Regions from separate parts of the Homo sapiens genome. Here region 2 is linked to region 1. A link is a loop called in an ENCODE intact Hi-C map of the cell type or tissue named here. Cell type or tissue: GM12878. All regions are shown on one strand. Each heading gives the region's core, and the rest is flanking DNA. Links, peaks and the distances in the headings are about the cores only. Region 1 holds the start of LOC124909463 (a long non-coding RNA gene). Region 2 has its middle 150 kb from the start of LINC02053.

Region 1 (5,388 bases), core at 313-5,312:
GCTATAGTTCTAAAAAATAATTTGTCCTTATTCTGCTCTGCTGCCACAGTGGTTCTTCCCATGTGGTGAGTGAGAAGGAACAGTGGAGAAACAGCAGAGCCAGGTCAGGGAATGCTGGTGACATTTAGCCTCAGTGTTCGGGGTGAGAGAACTAAATAGGGAATCATATTTTTTTGATACTGATCCTGAGAGAAGCTATATGAAAAAATATAATTTTTCATTTTCTTTATTATGAAATAACTTCAGGAGGAAGATAGAATGCTGCTTTTGAAAAAAATACATTATTTCCCATCTCAAAAAAAAGAAAAAATACATTATTTTGATGGAAATGATTTAATCTATTTTACTTATTTTACACAAACTTATTTACAGCCTAATTTTTTGGTAGGTGTTTGCTAGGTGCTGGAACACAGAGATAACATAACCATAGTCACGGCCTTTAAGAAGCCGGTATGGTTGGACTTACAGTCAACAGACAGTTACAGTGCCCGTGCTGCAGTAGTTGGAACCAAGGGCTCCCAGGAGCATTTGGGAGCCTCAGAACTCTAAGAACTAAGATGTGCGTTATTTCCTCCTTCCCTAATCATAGTCCAGAAAAAGTTACAAGGTTTTCCAGTGCTCCACGTGTTCCCAGGAGGAGACGTGGGCTTTGGGAACAATTACCAAAGATGTTTTTTAGAACCTGTCTACTCAAAGAGTGGTTGGTTCATGGACCACAGCATCAGCATCACCTGGCGCTTGCTAGAAATTTATACTCTGAGCTTCAGACTCTGGAGGTGGGGCCCAGGAATCTGGTTTTTTTTATTTTTTTTTTTTCGGTTTTGTTTTTGTTTGTTTTGTTTTGTTTTTTGAGATGGAGTCTCGCTCTGTCGTCCAGGCTGGAATGCAGCAGCGCGATCTCGGCTCACTGTAAGCTCCGCCTCTAGGGTTCACGCCATTCTCCTGCCTCAGCCTCAGGAATCTGTTTTAACAAGCCCTGCAGAAGAATCCTGTACACACTGTGGCTCCTAGGAAGCATTGGTTTATGTTATTCCAATTTTTGGTGTCAGGAAAGGATCATTTATACTTTGATAAAGACATTAATTTTTTATTTTGATTTTCTAGGCCTACAAAAAAGAATAAAGACAAGTTAAGTATCTTAAATCCTTTATCTGAATGTCCCTAACCTTGCAAATATTCCTTTCCTGCCTCGTCATTAAAGCGAACCTACTCAGTAATCAGTCCTGTAAAACAAATTGTAACAAAAAGAAAGCATAAATGAGGGAGACCAAGAGGTGAAACTTGTTAACCCGATATTTGTCTTAAGCTCTTCTGGTCTTACACCACGTTTATTAAAAGACTAATGATAACAAGACACACTTACACAGCATTTAGTATGTGCTACACTCTGTTCCAAAGACTTTTTGTATATTACTCATTTAATCCTCCCAACAACTTCACCATGTAGGTTACTATCATACCCATTTTACAATACACAATGGGGCAAAGGGAATTTTACACAGGGCTGCTGTGTTGCACAACCCCAGAAGGCTATGCTCTCTACACAGCCTGTGCGGCAGTACATGGCAGTGCTGGGTCAAGTGAGTTCACGTTTAAAAACTTCCTTTCATCATACCTCCCTCACTTATTAAGGAAATTTCTTGCAATTTTGACTGTTAGGAAATAACATAAGATGGTAAAATCTGAAAAAGCCTTCCTATTTTTAAAGGAAAGATATGCCATATATGATAAAGAAGAGCATAAATACATTAAGATGGGGAAACTGGAAAATATATTTTTTCCTTCCCAAAAAAAAGTATTCTTGAGAGTGTGTATGTATATATGTGTGCATGTGTGTGTGTATGTGTGTGAGAGGGAGAGAGAGAAGAAATAGAGAAAAGGAGAATGTGTGGCTACATAGCCATAAACATGCATAATCAAAAGCAAAGCTGCAAAAAAGAGCAGATGCCTAATCCTTAAATACGTGCCCATTCTGAGGCCACTGGGGCAGTACACAATACTGAATGGCCAGGACCAGGTGACCAGATGGCCCTGTAATATAACCAATAACAACCATGTATTGCATTGAGGTTGCTACATATGTTTCAAGTGCTTGTGTCTGAGGTGCTACGTATGATAAATTAAATCCTTACTTTGCATTAGAATTACCTCTGTACCCACCACATTTGAAAAATTCTACACCTGGCACAAAACCAGAAAGCCTGTCACTTCAGTATTTGTTGAGCAGCTTTCTGTTATGGGAGTATATTTCTGTGCTCTGAAAATGTCACTCCACCAGCTGCCCTACAGGAGCTGACCTTTCTTCTCAGGCTGAAGTTCCTGCTGATCTGTTTAGTAGAGCTAGTTTATCCCAAGTTGTTGGCACATGTCCAGTGTCACTGCATGCCCATCTACAGAAGTGGTCTGAGAGCTGATATTTAGCCACCCCTTTAGACTTTCACCTGACATGACTCTGCCCCTCCCAGCTCCTTGTGATTCCTTCTGTGATCCTCCCAAAAGCAGCGCCCCAGCCTTCCTCCCTGAGCCTTACCTGTTAATGCTAGACTACTGGCAATCACCCTTGGGGCCCTTCTCCCCAGCTACATTATGCTTATGATGTATATATGAAACCTTTCTCCAGAAATTTTGGACAAGAGAGAAAGTATCACCCATGGTCCTGAGAACTCTTCATTTTGCATACTCTCACTTTTGCATAATTGCAAGATAATTTTAATTTTTTTATAGTCGCAGTCGGTGTGCATTCAATTTTGTACCTGCTTCTTTATGTAACATTATGTTACGCTCATTTTTCCACATTGCTACATAGTTTTATAAATGTCATTTTAGTGGTTTCCTTATATTGAATCAAGGTGATCCTTAGGCAATTTTTTTCCAGGATTTTCACTGGCTCATGCAGTGACCATTCAAACCTTACTCATCTTTTAAGATGCAAGTTATCAAATTAAAGAGGAAAAGAAGGGATTGCAAAAAAAAATCATGTACATTACTATGATTAGACATATACGTACTGACTTACCGTGAATTCTGCATGATGTTTGTGGGAATTTGCAGTGTCATCTTTTCATATCCCGGATGCACCGTTAAGCATCACTGGAGATGGCACCGTGCATGTTGCGTCGCTCCGTAAAACCTCAGGTTTAAACTATATTCTATGTGGCAGTTATACAGCATTTCTGTTTCCTGAGGCTGACCACAGCCAAACCACAAACACGGATTTGCATAAATTCAGTTTGCATGAATTTTTAAGTTAGCTGAGAAAAGAAACTAACTAAATATTTTTACAGCCACATGAAACTTAGGAGATAATTTACTTTGGTACCTCATTCATTGAGGACACAGATATATATATCCACTAGGGTATTCTTATGCCCAAAAAATACACTCTAGAAACCCATATTGAAGTCTAAGCAACTTGTATGAAGTGGTTACCACTAAAGGGGATATAGAATTCAGACCTAAGACTGCTTCATATTGAAAGGCAGTGATGAAAAGAAATAATCGTGAATTCGTTTTAGAATGTATTATTTTATAAGCATTCTAGATTTTACCATTTTTCCTAGGGCTCCAAAATGCAAAACTCTTAAACTGATAAAGAACCAAAGGTACAGAAAGTTATTAAGATCTATAAGGCAGAGCTGAAATACAAGTGAGGGTGCTAAAATTCAAGTTCCTGACACTGCCAATGACTTTCTATTTGACCTTGAACACATCTCTAAGCCTTGACTTCCCTATCAGCAAAATGATAATAGTTTCCCTACTTCTATCTCCCAAGAATTCTGGGAGAATTTCTTAAGGAAAACTATAAAAATAATCATTTGAGCCACTCGAGAGGATTACTTCCTGTGAATAAATCCAAGATGGTATCGTCTGTAAGGAAGCCACTAATGCCCTAGGGTTATGAATCACTTTCTTGTGTTTAAGAGCAATTTAAAAATTAAATCCCCTGTAGAAAAATGAACACATCCATAATGATTACTTTTACATCGGTAGTACTTTGGGAGGGGGTAAAGTATGGCATGATTTTATGAATTTATAACTCATCAAATTAATTACATTGGGTTTTTTGAGTGATTATTTAGATAACTTTCTAATCGTAATAAGAAAAAAGTGAATACTCATATTTATGTTTTTCAACTGCCCCAAAAGATTATATTATAATACGTAGTTCTAAAGAAATAATGGTACTTTAATCACTATAGATTCTATTTTTCTGAAATGAACACAATATTTTTCCTAGAACAGCAAAAATCATGCTGAGGCTCCCAGACTTTATTTAGCAGTCAAGAAATTACATAGCCCACATGAAAACATATTTGTCCCCGAAGACTAGAAAAACACTTCCCAGATGAATTTCGTTAACACCTGTGCCTTCTTTTTGAAAAAAAAAAAAAAAAAAAAGAGCATAGCAGAACTCATAGTGAGTCTTCAGCAAAAAAAAAAAAGTCACATAACATCGCTCAAAACACAAAGAAACCCAATTAGCTTCAGCAAGGTGCCAAAGAAAACGAGAACTTTCTCTCACGAAGTAAGTTGACATTTAGAACCACCCTGTATAGTTTTGAAGGGAATTAGGCCCTCTATCAACAAACTGTCTTTGGAACAATTATTTCAGGCTGTACTTGTACCAAAGGTTAGTAACCACAAATTAGTTCTTATTATTCTTCCTTATTTAGAAACATGCTTCTGTGACATGAGGAAGGCCTGCCTCTAGCTTCCTCAGAACTTCCAGCCTATCAGGAAGAAGAAATTATCTAAAAAAAATAAAATAAATATATGTGTCAGATTTAAAGTTCTTGGGGAAGCCACATTATAGGACAGGAGTTAGGGAAAGGGGGAGTGAAGAGAAATTTTGGTGAATCAGCTTGTGCAGAGGTCATTTAAAACACAAATATAGACACTGTAGATGAGACTGAAGAGTTGAATGGGTCATACTTTATGCCCTAACTGTCCAATTTAGTCACTTTGTAAGTGGGGTAAGGGGGAGGGAAGAACAAAGGGAATTCACGTTGTTGAGCACCTACTATGTGCCAGACAGCATCCTGAGAGGTATAATTATGACAGTTTTTCAGAATGATGAAAATAAAAAAAAAATAAAACAAAGCTTAGAAGGGCTGAGAAACCCGAAAAGAGTCACATAGCTAGTCAAGCAGCAAACATAGAATTGAAATCAGGTCTGTCTGCCTCCAAAGCCCGCGCTCCACCTCTGTCAATCACCTTCCCACCAGCCATCAAGAAAACGAAACTGCATTGCATTTTCTTGAATTTACAGATACAATCAGTAGTTACTGCACAATGCCTAGTACCCACTAGGAGTTTAAATAAAAGGGACTTCTTTACATTAACAAACAAACAAAAAAAAGGTCCCAGAAATCCCCTGCCGGTCACCTG
Region 2 (5,388 bases), core at 105-5,104, 310 kb before region 1:
TTATTGAGGCACTATTCACAATAGCAAAGACTTGGAACCAACCCAAATGTCCAACAAGGATAGACTGGATTAAGAAAATGTGGCACATATACACCATGGAATACTATGCAGCCATAAAAAAGGATGAGTTCATGTCCTTTGTAGGGACATGGATGAAATTGGAAATCATCATTCTCAGTAAACTATCGCAAGAACAAAAAACCAAACACCGCATATTCTCACTCATAGGTGGGAATTGAACAATGAGAACACATGGATACAGGAAGGGGAACATCACACTCTGGGGACTGTTGTGGGGTGGGGGGAGGGGGGAGGTATATTAGGAGATATACCTAATGCTAAATGACGAGTTAATGGGTGCAGCACACCAACATGGCACATGTATACATATGTAACTAACCTGCACATTGTGCACATGTACCCTAAAACTTAAAGTATAATAATAATAATAAAATAAAATAAAAATAAATAAATAAAAATAAAATGACCATACTGCCCAAAGCAATTTACAGATTCCATGCTATTCCTATCAAGCTACCAACGTAATTTAACACAGACCTCAAAAAGATTCTAATGTTTATATAGAACCAAAACAAAGCAGAATAGCTGAAGCAATTGTAGGCCAAAAGAATAAAGCTACATATTACCCATTCTCAAACTATACTGTAAGACAACAGTAACCAAAACAGCATGGTACTAGTACAAAAACAGACTCATAACCCAATGGGACAGAATATAAACCCAGAAATAGAGCTCCACACCTACAGCCATCTTATCTTTGACAAAGCTAACAAAAATAAACAATGGGGAAAGGATTTTGTGTTCAATAAACAGTACTGGGATAGCTAGCCATATGAAGAAGAATGCAGCTGGACTCCTACCTTTCACCATATACAAAAATTAACTCAAAATGAATTAAAGACGTAAATGTAAGACTTCAAACTCTAAGAATCCTAGAAGAAAATCTAGGAGACATCATTTTGGACATTGGTCTTGGTAAAGAATTTATGACTTAGTTCTCAAAAGCAATTTTCAACAAAAACAAAAACAGAAAAGTGAGACCTAAGTAAACTAAAGTACTTCTGCACAGCAAAAGAAACTATCAACAGAATAAATAGCCTAAAAAATGGGAGAAAATATTCACAAATTATGCATCTGACAAAAGTCTAATATCCAGAATCTATACTAAAAGAATTCAACAAGCAAAAATAAATAACTCCATTAAAAATAGGCAAGACATGAACAGACACTTCTCAATAGGAGATATACAAGTGGCCAAAAAACATATGAAAAAAATGCTCCACCTCACTAATCATCAGAGTAATAAATCAAAACCACAATGAGAAATCATTCTAACAACCAGTCAGAATGGCTGTTATTAAAAATCAAAAAACAATAGACATGGATAAAAGGAAACACTTATCCACTGTTGGTGGGAATTTAAATTAGTTCAGCCACTGTGGAAAGCAATTTGGCGATTTCTCAAGGGACTTAAGACAGAACTACCATTCAACCTAGAAATCCCGTTACTGTGTATCCATCCAAAAGAACACTCATATGTTCATCGCAACACTATTCACAATAGCAAAAACATGGAATTAACCTAGGTACCCATCAAAGGAGAATTGGATAAGGCTCTTCCTTTATAGACGCTTTATTTTAAGGGGATGAATAATACTTTGTTGAGTGAATATTTCTTAGTTTACTTAGGCAGTCCTCTAATAACCACTGAAGTTGTTTCAAAGGTTTAAGTATTATCACATAGCAAACATCTTTATATCCAGTAATCTCTGAAAAAAAATCTCTGATTTTAATTTTAGATGAATACCTAGAAGTAGAATTCTTTGTTTTCTTTTGTAAAAAGCTATAAATTCTTTGAGCCTCTTTGTGTATAGTCCCAAATTAGTTTCCAGAAAAGTTGTACCAAAATAGTCTTACACCAGTGTTAGAGAAGAGTAACTCTCTCAACATACTGTCACCAGCATTAAATATTAATTTTCAATCAATTTTGTTATTTAATGTAAAGAACATATAATCTTTTTGACTTATCAAAAGGAAAATTACTTTCTGTTCATATGAATAGCAGCCTGCTGGTCAGCAAGTTTTGTGAGCCCCTGCAGAGACAGCCTAGAAGTCAATTATCAATATTCACCATTGGAAATCTTGCCTTCGATCAATATATTTGGAAGAAATGTGCTATCACGCATGTTATGTGATACAGACTTTATTAAACTTGTTCTCATTTTTTAAAAAGCTTTATTCTGAACTGAAGGATAATAATGAGCATTGACTTTAGACGTGGTCTTTTATTTTAGATGTAGCTGTGCATTTTATGACTGTCTTAAATTCACTCAATGCTTCTTTCTTGAGAGCATTCATTCGATATTTAAGAAACATTTACTGCGTGTATACAGTGTTTTGGTATGTATTATTTAACATACATTTATTAAGTATCTATAGTATTCTATGATAAACTAAGTGTTGAGGCACAGTGGGAAAGAAAACAGTTCTTGTCCTAAAAGCTTAATCCTTGTACGTGATTTACAATAGCAAATTCAAATAGTCCAGATAATCTCAGCAATTGGAGAAAATTTCTGAAAATATATCTGCACATTATGAGAAATAGAAGTGAAAAATTCAACTTTCTGACTGCCAGCCAAGAGCTCAATCTACTTAAAAATAATTGTACATCAGGATATTTCAACTAATAATGTTTGTGTATCATACAATTACAATTAAATATATAGTATGTACATGTGACTTAGAAACCAACTAGTCTCTATTCTCTGTATAAAAATGGACAGAGAAAAGACTTTTCTTCATATGAAATATGTAGAATATTCATAAACTCTGTTTTATCTTTATACATTCTATAACTTAGTTTTTTTTTCAGAAGAGAGATTAGATTCTAGTTCAGAAAACACGACTCAGTGCTATCTGATGTTCATTTCTGTCTTTGAACTGCACTGTCAATGACACTTCAAAAGAAAACTGGACACAGGACTTGGCACATACTTTAAATGTCAACATTGAATCTCCCTGACAAGAAGGAAAACCCTCAGAATTTTCGACCAACAGACATAGACCATCCTGTTGCTGTACTTCTCAGTCTTGGTGACAGTTCTCCTATTTGTCTAGAGCTTTTTCTGTGTCAAGAACATGTCTTTCTTTATTAGGCATATCTGGATTTATAATTCTCTTCATGAAAACACTGCTTAGAAGCTATCTCCTGGCCACAAGATGTGCAGATAATATCACTTTCATTTTCTGCTCTCCCCTCACAGTGCTCTAAGAAGTTAGTTTCTCTTTTGAAAGATGGCTTACTGATTAGAATGGAGTCAGGACATGATTATAGAAAGACAGTCTAGTATATAGTTAGGCCATGTCAGGACAGTGACTGGATAGTGTTACAAACGTGAGGGAGCTTTATAGCTCTCCAGTCACCATGCTAGTGAGGAGCAAGTTAAGGAACCATTATCTGAATGTCTGAAATATCAAGGGCATGTTTCTCAACATGCTTCAGTAAAACAGCCAATAAATACATCCTTCTGTTTTTCTTAGCACTTTCCTGTTCTTAGAGGAGTAGGAGTACTTTTTGTGGAATATTGAAGAAAGAATAGTTTTATATGTCAGACAGACTTGGGTATCAGTCTTGATGCTACTAAGTAAGTATGCTGTCTTGGGCTTAAGCTCCCTAAACTTCCAATTCCTCACCTATAAAATTGGGGAAATACTTTTAAAGAAGTGAAGCATAACTCCTCACTTCTGAAGTGTGAATTGTGCATAGTGACTTCCTTCCAAAGAGTATAGTATAGAAAGAAGGAAAAACAAGTAACTACAGTGGAGAAAACTGACAAGCCTGACCCCAAGTTTAAGATTAACAATGATGCTCATGTTAATAGCATATATTCTTGATATCATGTGATGAGAATGGCATTTTTCTCCCTTCTCCCCAAAAAACCCCATAATCCCAGTCTTATGAGAAAAGTATCAGAAGAAAACAAACTGAAGGACATTCTGCAAAACACTCTAACCAATACTCCTAAGCATGGGAAAATCATAGCCATCTTTACTTGATGTGAAGATTAAAACATATGTTTTAATTATTACATTATTATTGGATAATTACATATCATTCAAAATATACATTCCCACCCCATTAACATCAGGTTTGGCCATGTGACTTGCTTTGACAAATAAAATGTGAGCAGAAATGAAGCGTGTCCCTTCTGAGCTTCTATCTTGTGGCTTTCATGCTCTATTTTTCCTCTAAAACCTCATTAAGAACTCTCAGACAGTCAACCCAGATCCTAGAATGTAGACAATTAACTGCTGAGTGGCAGTTGACCTGGAGTATATATGTAGCATGAAAGAGAAATCAATGTTTTTGTAAGCTACTGAGATGTTGAGGTCATCCTTTGATAGCGTAACTGAGCTTAAGCTGAGGACCTAGTTCTAATCAGGTAATGGAGTCCATACATTTTTACCTTCTGTTTCCCTCCGCTTCTTGCTCTTCCCCCATGTCCCCTCCACTTTCTTCTCTTTCCCCTTCCATCAACTTTTCCTTCTCAGATTATCTTATAATTTATAAGTATCTCCTTCCCACTAACTGCCTTTAGACTTTAGCATTCTAGCTCTTCTTACATTTGCTCTTAGTTGTTTACATCACTTAGATTTTTCTGGTGTTTTCAGCTAGAAGCATCCATGAGTGATTGAGGTTGAGATAACCTCCTTCTGCTATTCATCTGCCTTTCTTTTTACTCTTTCTACATTGGTTTCCTGATGAAATTGAATTAAAATTAAGATCCAGAACCCTTTGAATGGAAAAAGAAACCACTACAAGGGAAATTAAGGGTGTTTTTAAAGAGGTTAGGAGCTGATTATAAGCATGTAAGCCTCATACTTTCATTTTTTCTTTTAGCATCAGCCATCTCCTGAATCACTGCCCAGTTGCCAGATGCAAGTTTCTTTCTCCAAAGTAAGCCTGGCCAATTCAGCAATTCTTGTTGACTCATCCAGCCTTCTTGTTCACCCAGGACTTACTTAGGCATCCAAAATGAAATTAAATTTAGATTCCTTAATCCTGAGATATCTGTACCTGATAAATGATGCATAGGACATACAGACAGAAAGGATTCCTCTTAATTATGTTCAATTTTAATTTCACATGGATGCAATTTATATGGGAAAATATGATTAGGTTGACCCAGCATTCACAAAATCAAAATATCCAAGCAACCATCTTTACAGGAAACGAATATCCATAGCACACAACTAGAAGAATCTCTGATGGGGTGGTGCTGTCAGACAGTATCAGAAGGAGCTGGTGTTGTGAAGTTAGACACATTTCACATCAGTTTCAAGATTAATTCGGTGGCACAGATAGCA

The links. Peaks named below come from ENCODE experiments on the same cell type or tissue, not always from the same donor. Only the 100,000 strongest peaks of a DNase experiment are listed, where the experiment ranks them.
Region 2: a loop joins it to region 1, with 2.0 times the contacts of the local background. A loop is called at or near these places in 1 of 110 quality-filtered maps.

The regions. Positions count from the first base shown.
Region 1 is chr3:179,954,489-179,959,876 of GRCh38, reverse strand. All of the region lies in intron 2 of PEX5L (peroxisomal biogenesis factor 5 like), which reads left to right. LOC124909463 (a long non-coding RNA gene) reads right to left here and starts at 3,139. Exons shown (of 2, transcript XR_007096182.1): 1 at 3,017-3,139. In GM12878, for the core only: no CTCF peak of the experiment used is centred there; DNase peaks (open chromatin) are centred at 2,347 and 3,186; H3K4me3 peaks cover 819 bases; H3K27ac peaks cover 1,943 bases.
Region 2 is chr3:180,265,294-180,270,681 of GRCh38, reverse strand. No RefSeq gene overlaps it. Among named protein-coding and RNA genes, the nearest start is that of LINC02053, 150 kb to the left of the region's middle. In GM12878, for the core only: no CTCF peak of the experiment used is centred there; a DNase peak (open chromatin) is centred at 3,211; H3K4me3 peaks cover 736 bases; H3K27ac peaks cover 1,289 bases.